Regions from separate parts of the Homo sapiens genome. Here region 2 is linked to region 1. The links are chromatin loops, found by intact Hi-C in ENCODE. Cell type or tissue: Caco-2. All regions are shown on one strand. Links, peaks and the distances in the headings refer to the core of each region. The heading gives the core; the rest is flanking DNA. Region 1 overlaps UBASH3B (ubiquitin associated and SH3 domain containing B). Region 2 has its middle 13 kb from the start of UBASH3B.

What was found. Peaks named below come from ENCODE experiments on the same cell type or tissue, not always from the same donor. Only the 100,000 strongest peaks of a DNase experiment are listed, where the experiment ranks them.
Region 2: it touches region 1 in a loop (5-fold over the local background); 11 of 110 quality-filtered maps call a loop at or near these places.

What each region holds. Positions count from the first base shown.
Region 1 is chr11:122,728,669-122,737,004 of GRCh38, forward strand. All of the region lies in intron 1 of UBASH3B (ubiquitin associated and SH3 domain containing B), which reads left to right. Among named protein-coding and RNA genes, the nearest start is that of UBASH3B, 77 kb to the left of the region's middle. In Caco-2, for the core only: no CTCF peak of the experiment used is centred there; no DNase peak of the experiment used is centred there.
Region 2 is chr11:122,638,486-122,646,821 of GRCh38, forward strand. No RefSeq gene overlaps it. Among named protein-coding and RNA genes, the nearest start is that of UBASH3B, 13 kb to the right of the region's middle. In Caco-2, for the core only: no CTCF peak of the experiment used is centred there; a DNase peak (open chromatin) is centred at 4,156.

The DNA.
Region 1 (8,336 bases), core at 283-8,282:
ATTCAGCAACATTTGTTGAGTGCCTAGAATGCGCTTTGCACTGTGCTGGAGTCTGGTGATGACAAAATCTGATAGAGCCCCTCCCCTTAAACAGTTTATCATCTAAGAAGAGAGACATCTGTGTACTTCTAACATCTAGCACAGGGGCAGAAACAAAGTCATTTGGTGGCTTTTGAGCTTAGAGTCATAAAATGTCAGAGCTAGAGGGTCTTAGGGATTGTTAAATCCCTCCCTCTCACTTTGGAAGTAAAGAAACTGATTGGTCAGAGACTTGCTCAAGGCCACCCGGTCAGACGGGGACAGAGAGTGCTCAGCCTGCCGTCCCTGCTTTCGGCTCTATCACCCCATGCAGCTTGTCTTTGGCCTTTAACTAGAAAGATCAAATCATGAAAAGTAGAGGGAGTACCAGAGAGAGCAGGAACCCACTTTCATTGCAGGTCTACTGTGGCTCAGTGACCTAAATCCTGGGAGGACTGGGAGGCTCTGGACAGTGGCTCTCTGACTAGGACTGCGGAGTGAGTACTCCAACGCCACAGGGGCCAGCTCCCTGCAGTTCCCACTGAGACTTATTTCTCCAGAGGCCAGAAAGCCCAGAAGATGAAGCCTTGTCACTTTTGGTCTTGTGGCCCAGTTCAGCTGAGATGCCACGCGGTTCTTGTTGAGGGGAAGGGGTGTGAGAGGCCCTGGTGCCTGAGCCACACACTGGGGCTTTCCATCCTGCTGAAGTCAGGACCTTCATTGGCCCTGATTCAAACAAACTGATTGGAAAAAGACATTTTTGAGACCATCAGGGGAAAATGAATGTGGATTTGATATTCAGTGATATTAAAGAATGATTATAAATGTTAGATATGATAAAGGCAAGTGATTATGTTAAAGATAAAACAGTTCTTATCAGAGATGCATGCTAATGTCTGGGTTGTTTTAAAATACTCTAGGGTAAATAAATCTTTATGAGTATTTTGGAGTAAAATGATATAATACCTGGGATTTGCTTTAAAATGTTCCAGGCTGGGCACAGTGGCTCATGCCTGTAATCCTAACACGTTGGGAGGCCCAGGTGGGAGGATCGCTTGAGCCCAGGAGTTTGAAACCAGCCTGGCAACATAGCAAGACCCTATCTCTACAAAAAAAAAAAAAAAAAAAAAAAACCCTAAAAAGTTACCCAGGCAGTTAGCTTCGTACCTGAGGTCCCAGCTTCTTGGGAAGCTGAGCTGGGAGGATCAGTTGGGCATGGGAGTTCGAGGCTGCAGTGAGCCATGATCATGCCTGCACTCCAGCCTGGGTGACAGAGTGAGACCCTATCTAAAAAAAAAAAAAAAAAAAAAAAAAAAAAGGCCAGGTGCAGTGGCTCACACCTGTAATCCTAGCACTTTGGAGGCCGAGGCAGGTGGATCACTTGAAGCCAGGAGTTCAAAACCAGCCTGGCCAACATGGCAAAACTCCATCTCTACTGAAAATACAAAAATTAGTTGGGCATGATGGTGTGCGCCTGTAATCCCAGCTACCTGGGAGGCTGAGGCAGAAGAATTGCCTGAACCCAGGAGGTGGAGTTTGCAGTGAGCCGAGATGGCTTGGTGGCTGTGGAAGAAGTGGCTTCCACAGACATGACAGGGTGTGGGTGACATCACACGGGTCCTTGAACAATTGCACTCACATTGTGGGGAGGTTCCCGCCTTTCCATGTGTCCCCTAAGAGACCCAAGGACTTGGCCGGGCACAGTGGCCAACGTGAACTCCATGCCATCCTTGGTATTTTCCATTCATGTTGCCAGACCATCTCTGTTTCAGGTCAGCCTCCTCAGACACCCAGAGAGGCCTATCCTAAGCCAAACCCCCTCACAGAGGTGTAGGGCCAGCACTGCACATCGCTGCACAACTGAGCTTGCCTTCTCAGCCCGCTGTGATGCAAATATTTGGATTCTTTTTTTTTTTTTTTTTAATTGAGACAGAGTTTTGCTCTTGTTGCCCAGGCTGGAGTGCAATGGCACGATCTCGGCTCATTGCAACCTCTGCCTCCCAGGTTCAAGTGATTCTCCTGCCTCAGCCTCCCTAGTAGCTGGGATTACAGGCATGTGCCACCACGCCCGGCTCATTTTGTATTTTTAGTAGAGGCGGGATTTCTCTATGTTGGTCAGACTGGTCTTGAACTCCCGACCTCAGGTGATCCGCCCGCCTCGGCCTCCCAAAGTCCTGGGATTACAGGCATGGGCCACCGCTCCTGGCCAATATTTGGATTCTTATTCACCTTCTGTCCTTGTCTTGCTGTCTTTCATTTCCCTCCCTGACAGTGGAACCTTCACTACTTCTGCCCCCTAAAGGTTCTGCCATGTCTGCAATCCCCATAGTCTCTACAGTGTGATTTTCCTATTACAGTGGCCCCTCCTTATCCTTGGGGATACTCAAGACTCCCAGTGGATGCCTGAAAGCGCAGAGAGCACCAGACCCAATTGTGCCAATCGGATTCTGTTTCAGGTCATGTCTTCCACCCACAAATTTAACACCTTTTCCATCCTAACTAAGCAATTATCATGCACTATGGCTATAACTTTTGCAGTTTGAGGTGTGGCAGCAAAACCAGCACAAATTTCTTCTTCCTTCTTCACAATCTCATGGATGGAAGATGAGTTTTTACTGTAGACCTGGGTGACTTTGGCATGCAATTTTTTTTCTTTCATTATTAAGTTGAGAACTTTCACCTTTTCACTTAAATGGAGAACTTTACGTCTTCTCTTTGGGGATATCCAAATTGCCAGCCTCACTACTCTTGCATTTTGGGGCCATTATAAAGTAAAATAATGGTCATGTGAACATAAGCACTGCAATACTGGGACAGTTGGTCTGATAACCTAGATATCTAGTCACTAGATAACTAAGTGACTAACAGGCGGAGAGTGCAAACAGTGTGGATTCACTACTGCATCCACAGCCTGTATCCAGACTAGACAAAGGGATGATTCATGTCCCTAGTGGAATGGAGTTGGATGGCTCAAGATTTTATCATGCTACCCAGAACGTCACACAATTGGAAACTTGTGAGTTGTTTATTTCTGCAATTTTTCACTTAATATTTTTGGACCACAGTTGACCACTGGTAACTGAACCCTTGGAAAGTGAAACCACAGATAAGGCAGGACTGCTCTACTAGTTTGTTTAAATGTTTGCTCTCTTGTCACACTCACTACTGAGGTTTTTGTACCCAGACATGTCCTAGCCTAGAGCACTGCATTCTGGTCTTCCCATGGCCACGTTCTTTAGTACAGAGTGAAGAGTTCTTAGTTTGAAGGAGATGTGCATACCCTGGAGCCTATGTGTCTCCCACCCCGACGACACACACACACACACACCATGCTCTGGATATTAGGAACACAAATGATGAGGAACCTGCTTCCGGGGTGTCTCCCCCATCTCTAGTCTCCCAAAGACAGACAGCCCTAGCCCTGAGGATGACAAAGGAGCTTCTGTTTGTGGGGGTGTGGACACAACTTTGACATCTTCTTGGGGTACCCATATGCATACATGTGAGGACCCTCCTGGTACCCCCACAGAAGCCAGGGTCTGAGCTAAAAGCAGATGGAAGCAGACCACAGGAGAACAGACCAAGGCCGGCTGGCTGCTGGCTCTTCCCAGGTTGCCATACCCTGACACACAATGGCAAGAAGTCTGAGCCTCTAACCAGGTTGTTATGAAGGTATATTGGCCAAGGTTGGAGGCTAAGGCATATTTATGAGTTGGTTCGCTTGATTTATTATTTGTAAACATTTAGACATTGGTGTATGTGGGCCTCTCTTTATACTCTTGCCCAGGCCCTGCACGTTGTAAGTCTCTGTTTCCTAATGGAGACACAGGAATTTTGCTCTGGGCTGGACTTCATCTTGCCTTAAGGAAGGCTTGTGTTCTTCCATGGTATTTCCTGCAACTTGTAAAATACAACTTGTAAAGTCCTATTGTAGCCCCACGTATTTCCTGTGTTTATAATGGAGATGAAATCGTGGTTTGTCTTTCCACCACCCATCTTTCCACCCCCAACAACCCTCAATTAGATAAACTAACAAGCTAATTAAAAATAGCCTTAAAGTAAGGACACTTGTGTAAACCAACAACTTTATCAGAAAAGGTTTTCCCTGGAATTTCCCATCCTCATTCAAAGGGACAGGCAGTGTTCTGGATTCCAAACAATAGATTCTAATCAATAGCTCCTCCTATTCAAATAGTGGCAGAATCCTACCTGCCTTCCTTCCCTCCAGTGGAATGTTAGTATCTCTCTCAATGAATCATTAAAATTCCTGGCTTGTTATGATGTACCCGTCACTATACCTACATAATATCAAGCAGAAAGCTTTTGAAGGCCTTTTGGGATAGCAGAGCAAGGGTCTCCCCACCCAACTGGTCATATAATTGGCTTTTCTCTCTTTAAAGACTCGAAGCCTTTGTGCTAAACAGAAAATGCCAAAGGTCTTTGGATATGGGGAGTCGAGTGTAGAGGTGGGGTGTTGGCTTCATACACAGCAGAGAATGTTTCCCTCCTTTGCTGTGGAAGACTAACCTTAGCAGCTTCCCACTCACTCCATCTCAAACCCAATTAAATTTTAATTCAGATCATCACGAATACAAAGTGCTTTCTTCAATCTCTATTATTTCTGGAGTTCCCTGGTGTCCAGTTTAAAAAATTCTTCAGGGAAAGATGTCTGGCAGTGATTGGATGAAGGTATTGACTTTGGAAAGAGGAGTCTTAACATCAACAAGTATGTCAACGATAAGTCACTAGAAACAAATCCCAGCCATCCAGTTTGCTTGTTTATGTGGTTCAAGTGCCTCGCGCCAAAGCATGGCCCAGATCCAAGTTTCACATCAGTAATTCCTGCCATTCAACATGTTTAGCTTTTGTTTCTTAATGGGTGTTGACAGACAATCTACTTCCCATAATCCTCCATTCGCAGCTGCCTTCATTGATGTATTCATTCCACACATGTGTTGAGTAGCCCTGGAATTTTTGCTTTACAGACACCCATGGATATGTCAACAGATTATTATTGTAATGATAAGAGTATATGATAATAGAGGTATGTATAGCACTGCATGAACTCAGAAGAAGTAATGTCTTGTCTTATTGAAGAACTAGAATATCTTAGAGGATGACAGTTGACTTGTATCTTGAATGATGCACAAGAGAATTTACAGCAGATTTGAGCAGTCAAAATTTAATGTCTCCTCTCTTTTTTTTTGTTTTGTTTTTGAGACAGAGTCTCACTCTGTCGCCCAGGCTGGAGTGCAGTGGCATGATCTCAGCTCACTGTAACCTCCGCCTCCTGTGTCCAAGCAATTCTCATGCCTCAGCCTCTTTAGTAGCTGAGACTACAAGTGTGCACCACCACACCTCATTAATTTTTTGTGTTTTAAGTAAAGATGGGGTTTTGCCATCTTGGCCAGGCTGGTCTTGAACTCCTGACTTCAGGTGATCTGCCTGCCTCAGCCTCCAAAGTGCTGGGATTACAGGCTTGAGCCACCACGCCCAGCCAAAATTGAATGTCTCCTCCCTTAAGATTTGTACTTCAAAAGCTTTTGGTTTTCATGAGCACAGAAAAGGGGCTGATAGCCTGGTGATCAACTGTGGGCCTTATCAACAGCTACAGTGAAGAGGAAGACATTGAAAAGAGCTTGACATGGCTGAGCCTGAGGAAAGGACTTGGCCTGAGCAGACGGGGATTCCCAAGGAGAAAGGAAGAGGCTCAAGGTCTGAAGCCACTGTGCTCTGACCCCATGTCTTTGCTTGAATGGTGTTCATAGATTTACTAGTTGTTGGTGGCTTCCAGTATACCACTAGGGTGGGAACTGGCTGTCCAGAAAAGCCATCTGGGAGGGACACTTGGTGAGCACACTGTAATCTGGCTTAGCTCAGCATCCTGAAGATGTGGTGTGCTTCACAAGCAAGCCTCACTCCAACGACTGCCTTGGTTTACATCTTGAAATAAGTCCTCATCACTGGATGAGTATTTTAAGATGCAGCTTTCATCAAGACGGTTTCATTAAGGCAATTCCAGTAGAGTGAATAATCATTTTCCCCCCTCATCAGATGTGCTTAATCTTATAGAATTATGATGAGTTTAATCCTCACTTTTTAAGCTGTATCTTAAAAAAAAAAAAGAAAAAGAAAAAGAAAAAACCCTTAGAGAAATGATCCTGCATCTGTGTCAAAACGTTTCCCTCTGCATTTTCAGATCTGTCTTTTCTAGGTCACCATTGCTCTTTATGGCTTTCCTTATCACAGTTTTTTCTAACTTCCTGTTTCCTAGCAAACTTTATATAAACTCATTTTATTTTTACTTAAGCCATTCAGGAGTGAACTTTTCCCCTTTTTGGAGGCCAGTACTTTTTCTGCACCTTATTATTATTGTACACATGAGGGTCAGAGTTATTTCAAATGTTTTGACAACCTTCAATTATTTGCACTTAAGAGGTTGAGTAGAGAAGAACTGCATAAATTCCAAGCAAAATGACATTAGAACAATCACATGGATAATACCCAATAGCATATATTTCTCGTTTGTTTATTTGCCCTTGGAATGTACTTAAAATAGTATTTTTAGTGCACTAAACTGCTTCATTTGCAGTTCTTACACTAGATGGGCAATGAAATTTACAGTCCCGAACATGTGGGTAACAGAAAGCTAGTGTAATATAACTCTTTCCTAACCAGAACAGCTTGTCACAAAGACAGGCTAAATACACACTCTTCTAGTTAAGGAAAGAAATGCAATGCTAGATGAACAGGAAGTCCTGTTCCACCAGCCCAATTCACAAAGACCTAGACCTCATTCCTTTAGTTATTAAACATTTGTTGAGCACCTAATATGTGATAGAGGCGAGAGGTTCAAAGAAGAAAAAGACATTGCCCTGTCCTCTTTGGGTTCGGTAAAGGAATACACAGTGTGGGAAATGCCCAGAGAGTTCTGAGAGTCCCTAGTAGCAACAACTAATTCCACCATATTTCACAGAGAAATATTTGATCTGGACATAGAAAAGTATGTAGAAGACATCTATCTACTTGTCGAAGTGGGGAAGCCGAGTTCCAGGCAGAGGGCCCAGCATGTGCAAAGGCAAAGAAGAAAATGAGGTCATGAGGGAGGCAGAGTTCAGAGTTGTGGGATGTAGGGGGCATGAGAGCGAAGTGGCGGCTTGAGCCTAGAGACATAGATTTGGACACCATCATGGAGCACCTTGGACACCATCTGAAAAGGATTTTACCTGTAGGTAACAGGGAGTCCCTGAAGGTTTAAGCAGAGGTAATATGGTTACATCTGAGCTCTAGAATAACTGATAGCAATGTGGATGGTGTATAAAATGGGAGAGAAGACAGGAAACCAGAGCAGACTTGCCAGGTAAGAGACAAAGATATTCTGGCCCAAGACAGTGGAGGTTCAGAAAGGGGAAAGGCAGTGCAGTTCAGCCTCATTTAGGATGCTTTGGTACCTGGCAGAGAAAGATAGAGAAGTCAAGAATGCTTCCTAACTTCTTGTTATTTCAGCTTTGTGCCAGTTCTCCAAGTGCACAGATAAAAACATCTACTGCTAAAGCCCAACTCCCTCTGCTTCTCGGTGTTCTTTCATTTCTTCTCAGAACTGTGTAACTCATCCCTAGAGTTTTTTCGGACACAACCTCATTCTATATTCTGATGCTTTTAGTTCTGAGAACTACAAGTTCTCAGCATGGGCATCATGCTAGAAGTTAAGGCATGCAGAAGGGAGACCTGGCCTTTTTCTCCAAGAAGTTCATAAGCTTATGGAGGAGAGAGACAGATAAAACTCTAAATACTAATTCATGCAGAATGGAAAAAAAAGGGCTAGGGGAACACAGAGAGAATGCTGGGAGAATTCAGGAGTTTATGTAGAAGGTGGGGCTTTAGCGACGCTCTTCATTCTTACTGAGCATCTACCTCATGGCCTGTACTACACTTAGCACTGAGATCAACAGGCTAACACGCACACATGATGAGAAGGAAAACACACATCAAATAAGTAATTAACTACAAGCAGAATGCATGCTGGGAAAGAAATGCAGGGTGTCATGAGAATGTGTAACTGGGAGATTTAAGGATCGGGAAGCCAGGCGTGGTGGTTCACACCCGCAATCTCAGCTACTTGGGAGGCTGAGGAGAGAGGATCGCTTGAGCCCAGGAGTTTCAGTCCAGCTTGGGCAACATAGTGAGACCCTCTCTCAAAATGAAATGAAATGGAATGAAATGAAGAAATGAAAGGAAATAAAGGATCAAGGAAAGCAACATAGAAGATTTAAGCTAAGATTGAGAGGTGGGCAGAGATATTACTGTAGGGAAGGGAA
Region 2 (8,336 bases), core at 55-8,054, 90 kb before region 1:
CCCCTCTGATGGGCCCAGGAGATTTGAAGTTGTCAAGAATTTCAAGATATTCACTTATTTTCATTCCTTACAGATCATTTCTATGAAACTAGCTCCAGCTCTCATTGTGTAGTTGTTACCCCTGGGATATTAACAATAGGCAAAGAGCTGTCCTCCCCAGGTTTTAATGAGTAGAAATAAGAAAACTCAGGGATTCGGAGGTAGATGAGCCTGGACTGTATTTTCACCTGTACCTATTTTGTTTTCCCTTTTTCTTTCCCGTCTCCCATTCTAATTCCAGTATTACTGGTAGTTAGCGAGTTAGCTAGACCCAAGTCCATTGTAAGAATGACTTCTTTTAGCAAGCAAGTCCCTGCTAGGGACAGTCCAACTTTAAATATTGCATCTTATTGTCAGGTGACATGAGCTGAGGTTTGCTTCAGAAAATATGGCGGCTTCATTTATAAGTGGCCGCACACCTTCCCCAGGGAAGGCCTGTTTCACACCCGTTGTTTCTTAAGGAAGAACGCCAGCCAGACTGCAGCCATCTTGTCTTCATTTTTATAGTGTGTGCTTAACACCTCATAAGAGCTTGTAGGGGCTCCAGCAATGTAGAGGCTAACAAGATGAAAGACACCTCAACGAACATCCCCAGTCGGAACCCTGATGACATCCTTTCCTTCAAGGTGTTCTCACCTGGCAGTGGAGACAGGCAACTACCTTGAATATAGATGTTGTCACTTTAGCCATGATCATTAAAAGCGATTCCCAATTTCTTCATCTATGAAATGGCAACAGTACTGCCACCTGCCCAGGACTACTGATGTTATAACTGTAAAGCCCCACACACGAGAGCTATTCCAAAGCCAGTCCAGTTTCAGGCTCATCAACCCTGCATAATGAATGAGGAAATAAAGGAATGTATGCATGAGTGGATGATTAAATGGATACAGTGGTTTATTTTCAGTATAAATGGAGGGATGCACTAGCTCAGAGTTTGTAGGATTTTGCAGTCTGCAATGTACTTTTTTTTTTTTTTTTTTAATTTTTGAAGACTGGGTCAGCCGGGTGTGATGGCTCACACCTTTAATCCCAGCACTCCAGCACCCTGGGAGGCAGAGGCGGGAGGATCACTTGAGCTCAGGAGTTTCAGGCTAACCTGGGCAATGTAGCGAGACCATCTCTAAAAAATAAAATAAAATAAGAAGACCAGGTCTTCCTTTGTTCCCCAGGCTAGTCTCAAACTCCTGGCTTCAAGCGATCCTTCCGCCTTGGCCTCCCAAAGTGCTGGGATTTACAGGCATGAGCCATTACACTCAGCATTTATGTGGCATTTTAAAAAATCTTTTTGCAGTCCAGGAGTATGAGATTCAGCATTGTTTAAAGTGAACTGGGTCAGAAGTAGAAGAATCAGAACTTGAACTCAGGTCTTTTCCAGCTAAGCCTGGCATCACTGTTATTTTCATCTGGTATGTCTACCTCCTGCTGAACGTTCAGACCTCAACTTAAATATCACCTCCCTGCTGCCAGCCTTCCCTTCCAGCTCAGCTAAGGTGCCCTCTTCCCCTTCGCTCTCTTTCTCATTCACCTGTTTTATTTTCTTCATTTATCACTACCATGATTTGACATCATTTCATTTTTTGAGTTGAAGTCCGCAAGGTATTCTATGTGTCAGATTCTGTGTTGGACTTGACCTCCATTATTTAATAACATAATCACACAGCCTTATGAAGATAGTCTCTTATCTCTGTTTTACCTATACAGAAACTGAAGTTTGTAGAGTTTAAGTTAATTTCCAAGTTTATTTTTTTATTTTTATTTTTTTTGAGACAGAGTTTTGCTGTTGTTGCCCAGGCTAGAGTGCAATGGCGCGATCTCGGCTCACCGCAACCTCTGCCTCCCAGGTTCAAGCGATTCTCCTGCCTCAGCCTCCCGAGTAGCTGGGATTATAGGCAAGTGTCACCACGCCCGGCTAATTTTTGTATTTTTAGTAGAGACGGGGTTTCTCCATGTTGGTCAGGCTGGTCTCTAACTCCTGACCTCAGGTGATCCGCTCTCCTTGGCCTCCCAAAGTACTGGGATTACAGGTGTGAGCCACCACCGCGCCCGGCAATTTCCAAGTTTAAACAGCAGAAACAGTGTTACTCTAAGTAGAAAGGCTCTGATATTTAATTGCAATGACCACACTTTTAAATACTGTGCTAGCCTCCTAAAAGTGTTATTTGATTACCTTTCAATGTACTGTTTTATTTTATTTTATTTTTTCAGAATTGATGTATAGTGTCTACATCTCTGTTTTTGTTTTGTTTTTGAGATGAGGCCTGGTTCTATCACCCAGGCTGGAGTGCAGTGGTATGATATCACTGCAACCTCTGTCTCCCAGGCTCAAGGGATCCTTCCACCTCTTGATCCTCTCACCTCAGCCTCTCGAGTAGCTGAGACTGTAGACACGTGCCACCATGCCTGTCTGAATTTTGTATATTTTGGGGGGTAGAGTCAGAGTTTTGCCATGTTGTCCAGGCTGGTCTTGAACTCCTGGGCTCAAGCAGTCCACCTGCCTTGGCCTCCCCAAGTGCTGGAATTACAGGAGTGAGCCACTGCTCCTAGCCCTACAACATCTCTTAAGAAAATTGGTGATATCCTGTTATCTATTGATTTCAGAATGATTGAGAGTGACCTAAATCAATGATATATCTGATTGCTACAATAAAGGAATAATTCAAGTTTATTTTTCAGACTAACGGAGACAAGCAGCAGTATGGGCTTCATTAATATCTGGCTTGAGCCGGGCGAGGTGGCTCACACCTGTAATCCCGGCACTTTGGGAAGCCAAGACAGGCGGATCACGAGGTCAGGAGATTGAGACCATCCTGGCTAACACGGTGAAACCCCGTCTCTACTGAAAATACAAACAATTAGCCGGGCGTGGTGGCTGGTGCCTGTAGTCCCAGTTACTCGGGAGGCTGAGGCAGGAGAATGGCATGAACCCGGGAGGTGGAGCTTGCAGTGAGCTGAGATCGCGCCACTCCACTCCAGCCTGGGGGACAGAGCAAGACTCCGTCTCAAACAAACAAACAAAAAAAACAATCTGGCTTGAAAATGATTGTTCTTATTCTTCTCAACAAATTTCACCGAAGACCATTTCACCAAGATCACGTGCTAACTGGTCAGGAAAAGGAGATAGCCCAGATGTGTGTCTGGGGATGAAAGGACTCTTGACCATTACGTATCGAGAAAATAGTAGAGTTGACTACAAATTACTGGAGATGGCAGACAACAGTGGAAAAGTGTGGATTTCAGCTTCTGGTACTTACTAACTGTGTTTGGGTAAATCTCACCTGAGTCTTGCTTTTCTCATCCGTAAAATGAGAAAAATAAAACTTTAGTTACAGGGATGTTATAAGGATTAAATGAAATAATTCATATAAACGACCTGATATGCACTTGGTGATAAGTTAACTTTATTTTTTTATTTTATTATTATTTTTTAAGATGGAGTCTTGCTCTGTCACCCAGGCTGGAGTGCAGCGGCACAATCTCAGCTCACTGCAACCTCCACCTCCCGAGTTCAAGCCATTCTCCTGCCTCAGCCTCCTGAGTAGATGGGATTACAAGCATGCACCATCACGCCCGGCTAATTTTTGTATTTTTAGTAGAGACAGGGTTTCACCATGTTGGCCAGGCTGGTCTTGAACTCCTGACCTCAAGTGATCCGCCGGCCTTGGCCTTCCAAAGTGCTGGGACTACAGGCGTAAGCCACTGTGCCCAGCCGGTGACAAGTTAACTTTAGTCTCTTTCCACTATCTCTTGTTCATAACAATTTACTAGTCCATATATGTACAGGTGTAAGCCACTGTGCCCAGCCAGTGACAAGTTAACTTTAGTCTCTTTCCACTATCTCTTGTTCATAACAATTTACTAGTCCATATATGAGATGTGATTATGAAATAAAGAACAAGATCGATATTTCATGTAACTATACTGAAATGAAAACATCTAAATCCCTGCCATCCCCAGCATAGCAGTACATCTTGGGAAGCTACCCACTTGGCCTAACTCCACTCACTGTGTTTGCTCAAAACATTTTTGGAATGCTTCTCTCTGCCAGTCAGAGCCCCAAGCAGAAGACATTCACAGGAAATGAAATCAATGATTTACTATTCATCCGCCATAGACTGTTACTCATCCTGAACAAGTGAATGAGTGATTATTTTCAAAACAGACGAACAGATAAGAGCAAGCCACAACCCTCACACCACTTCACAGAGTGGCCATTCAGCACTCAGACCAAGTATCCCTCAGCTTCCCAGAACTTTTTCCAGATACGCTCAGAGAAGCACTTGTTGGCAACTTCACCAGGAGCCACTTTCTAAATGGGGAAGAGATTGGCTCTGAGGAACAGCATGGATTAGTCACAGGAGGCGAGGGATGGTGACATTCCTGAAAACAGAGGGGACCAGAAATAGATTTACACATGTCTAGGGCACTCTTTTCTCTACAGAAAGGTTTAAAAACACTGGCTCTAATGAGGGGTGGGTGGTATGTAACAAGGGTAATGTGGGAGAGAGGCAAACCCATTTCAGGGAAAAGCACTTCCCTGGAGATGTTCTCAAGAGCCTTTATTTACAGAAAAAGTTGCGTGACCGTGAGCATCCTGAAGAAGAACCACCTTCCTCAGATTTCAAAGGCCAATCATGTTGATGCTCTTAGCCAGTGATTACTAGCTGGATCTGTGGATTTGTGAGACGCCTGTGTGGTGATGTGAAAACGGAAAAGTCCAAGAACCGGAAGCCAAGCAGCTTAGACGGCTCTGGCACCTTGGGGCCAGTGCTAGGCACTCAGAGTGAGAGCATCCCCTGCTCAGGTGAAGTAATCTTTCCTGCAAGGCTCTACAACCACTGGAGAGAGACCCAAGGTCCTCCGTCATTTGAAAGGCTTAACTGCAATTTCTTTTTTATTTTACTTTATGTCTAATTTTTAAAATAGAAACAGGGTCTCTCAGGCCAGGCGCGGTGGCTCACGCCTATAATCTCAGCACTTTGGGAGGCCGAGGTGGGTGGATCATTTGATGTCAAGAGTTCAAGACCAGCCTGACCAACATGGTGAAACCCCGTCTCTGCTGAAAATACAGAATTAGCCAGAGATGGTAGTGCGTGCCTGTAATTCCAGCTACTCGGGAGGCTGAGGCAGGAGAATTGCTCGAATCTGGGACGCAGAGGTTGCAGTGAGCCGAGGTCAGGCCACTGCACTCCAGCATGGGCAACAAGAGCTAAATGCTCTTGTTGTTCTCAAAAAAAAAAAAAAAGAAAGAAAGAAAAGAAAAAGAAAAAAGAAACAGGGTCTCATAATGTTGCCCAGGCTGGTCTCAAACTCCCGGGCTCAAGTGATCCTGCTGCCTCGGGCTCCCAAAGTGCTGGGATTACAGGTGTGAGCCACCACACCTAGCCACAATTTCTTTCTGTTTTTCTCTTTTTTTTTTTTTGTTTCCTCAGAGTCTCCCTCTGTCGCCCAGGCTGGAGTGCAGTGTCACGATCTCGGCTCACTGCAACCTCTGCCTCCCAGGCTCAAGCAATTCTCCCACCTCAGCCTCTCCAGTAGCTGGGATTACAGACAGGCACCATCATGCCCGGCTAATTTTTTATATTTTTTTAAGAGACAGGGTCTTGCCATGTTGCCCAGGCTGGTCTCGAACTCTTTGACTAAAGCAATCCCGCCCACCTCAGACTCCCAAAGTGCTGGGCTTACAGTTATGAGTCACCATGCTCAGTCACAATTTCTTAATTTTTTGTTTTAAATTGAACATTTTCATTTCTTAATTTAAAAAAATGAACATTTTAAAACCCCCAGAAAATTGGAAAGAATAATACAAAGAGAATAATACAACAAAACCTCATATGTTTTCTCACCTAGATTCACCAGCAGCAGGTTTTTGCCATATCCACCTTGCTTCACTCTTTCTATTCACACACACTTCTCTTTAGCCAAATCATCTAGAAGGCTGCCCATATTATGACATTTCACCCCGAAAACTCCAGCCTGCATTTCCCAAGGGCAAGAACATTCATAATCACAACCTAATCACAACACCAGTATCACATCTAGGGAAATTCACATTCATACAAAAACAGCATCCAACACTGCGTCCACATTCAAATTTCCCAAACTGTCCCAAAAACGTCCTTCGTAGCTGATTTTTTTGGGATTCAAGTACCAATCAAGGATCTAGCACAAGATACTCTAGGCCCACCTTGCGATTGCCCTGCCTCTGACCTGGAATCAGCATCTCTCCATGAAGCTCTGGCTCGTTTTAGTAGAAAATGATACTTAGAACTCAAAATCTAGATGCCAAGTATGCTGTCTCTGCAAATTTTCTTTTCTTTTTTGTGGAGATGGAGTTTCACTATGTTGCCTGGGCTGGTCTCAAACTCCTGGGCTCAAGTGATCCTCCTGCCTTGGCCTCCCAAAGTGCTGCGATTACAGGCTAAACCACCGCACCTGATCTTCACGTTGCTTTTTTTTTTTTTCTGAGACAGGTCACCCAGGCTAGAGGGCAGTGGTGCCATCACAGTTCACTGAAGCCTTGACCTCCCAGGCTCAAGGGATTCTCCTGCCTCAGCATCCTGAGTAGCTGGGACTACAGGCGTGCGCCACCATGCCCAACTCATTTTTTGTGTATATTTTTTGTAGAGACGGGGTTTCACCATGTTGCCCAGGCCGGTCTTGAACTCCTGGGTTCAAGCAATCCAGCCACCTCAGCTGGGTTGGGCTGGGACTACAGGCATGAGCCACCACACCTGGCCCACTAAAATTTTTATTTTTACTTTATTTTGTTTATTTTGTTTGTTTGTTTGAAACAGAGTCTTGCCCTGTCACCCAGTCTGGAGTGCAGTGGCTTGATCTCAGCTCACTGTAACCTCCACCTCCCGGGTTCAAGTGATTCTCCTGCCTCAGCCTCCCAAGTAACTGGAATTACAGGTGCACGCCACCATGCCCGGCTAATTTTTCATCTTTTTAGTAGAGACAGGGTTTCACCATGTTGGACAGGTTGGTCTCGAATTCCTGACCTCAAGTGATCCACCAGCCTTGACCTCCCAAAGTGCTGGGATTACAGGTGTGAGCCACTGCACCAGGCCTATATATATATGTGTGAGTGTGTGTGTGTGTGTGTGTGTGAGTGTGTGTGTGTGTGTGTATATATATATATATATATATTTTTTTTTTTTTTTGATACAAGGTTTCGCTCTGTCACCCAGGCTGGAGTGCAGTGGTGCAATCTTGGCTCACTGTAACCTCTGTCTCCCGGGTTCAAGCAATTCTCCTGCCTCAGCCTCCCAAGTAGCTGGGATTACAGGACCTCGCCACCAAGCCCAGCTAATTTTTGTATTTTTGATAGAGACGGGGTTTCACCGTGTTGGCCAGGCTGGTCTCGAACTTCTGACCTCAAGCGATCTGGCCACCTCAGCCTCCCAAAGTGCTGGGATTACAGGCATGAGTGACCATGCCTGGTCCACTGCAATTTTTAAATGCAATTTGCAATCAATAAATTTCCAGGTCACTGTTCCTCATCCCAGGCATTCCTGAGACATGATGAGGGTTACTAGCAATACAGTGTGACTCCAGAGGACAGTTCAACCTTCATCCTGAGAGAATTTCTATTTTAGATGCCTTTCAGAGGCTGAAGGAGTGAGTTAAACCTTCACTTGGCTTCACCTGAAACATTCATCTTCGCTGCTTTAAGGAACTTGCCCTTTCCTCCTAAGAGCACCAAGTCATAAGACATTTCTAGGCCGGGAGCGGTGGCTCACGCCTGTAATCCCAACACTTTGGAAGGCCGAGGCGGGTGGATCACGAGGTCAGGAGATTGAGACCATCCTGGCTAACATGGTGAAACCCCGTCCCTACTAAAAATATAAAAAAATTAGCCGGGCGTGGTGGCGGGCGCCTGTAGTCCCAGCTACTAGGGAGGCTGAGGCAGGAGAATGGCGTGAACTCAGGAGGCGGAGCTTGCAGTGAGCCGAGATCGCACCACTGCACTCCAGCCTGGGCGACAGAGTGAGACTCTGTCTCAAAAAAATAAAATAAAATAAAATAAAAAGACATTTCTAGACCCTGCTCAAGAAAGAAACAAGAACATTAATGTATAGCTTTAATTTCAGAAAATCTGCATTTCAACACTGATTTACCATCTTTCATCACTCTATTATCATGGGTTAGTCACATAATTTTTCTGAGCCTCAAATTTTTGTTGTTGTTCTTCCAAAGAAAAATGTATTGAAGCAACTTTCCCATGTTGTTTTGTTTTCTTAGGTGAATAATAATTAAACAAGGTATTATGCCTGAACGTGCTAGGAAATTGT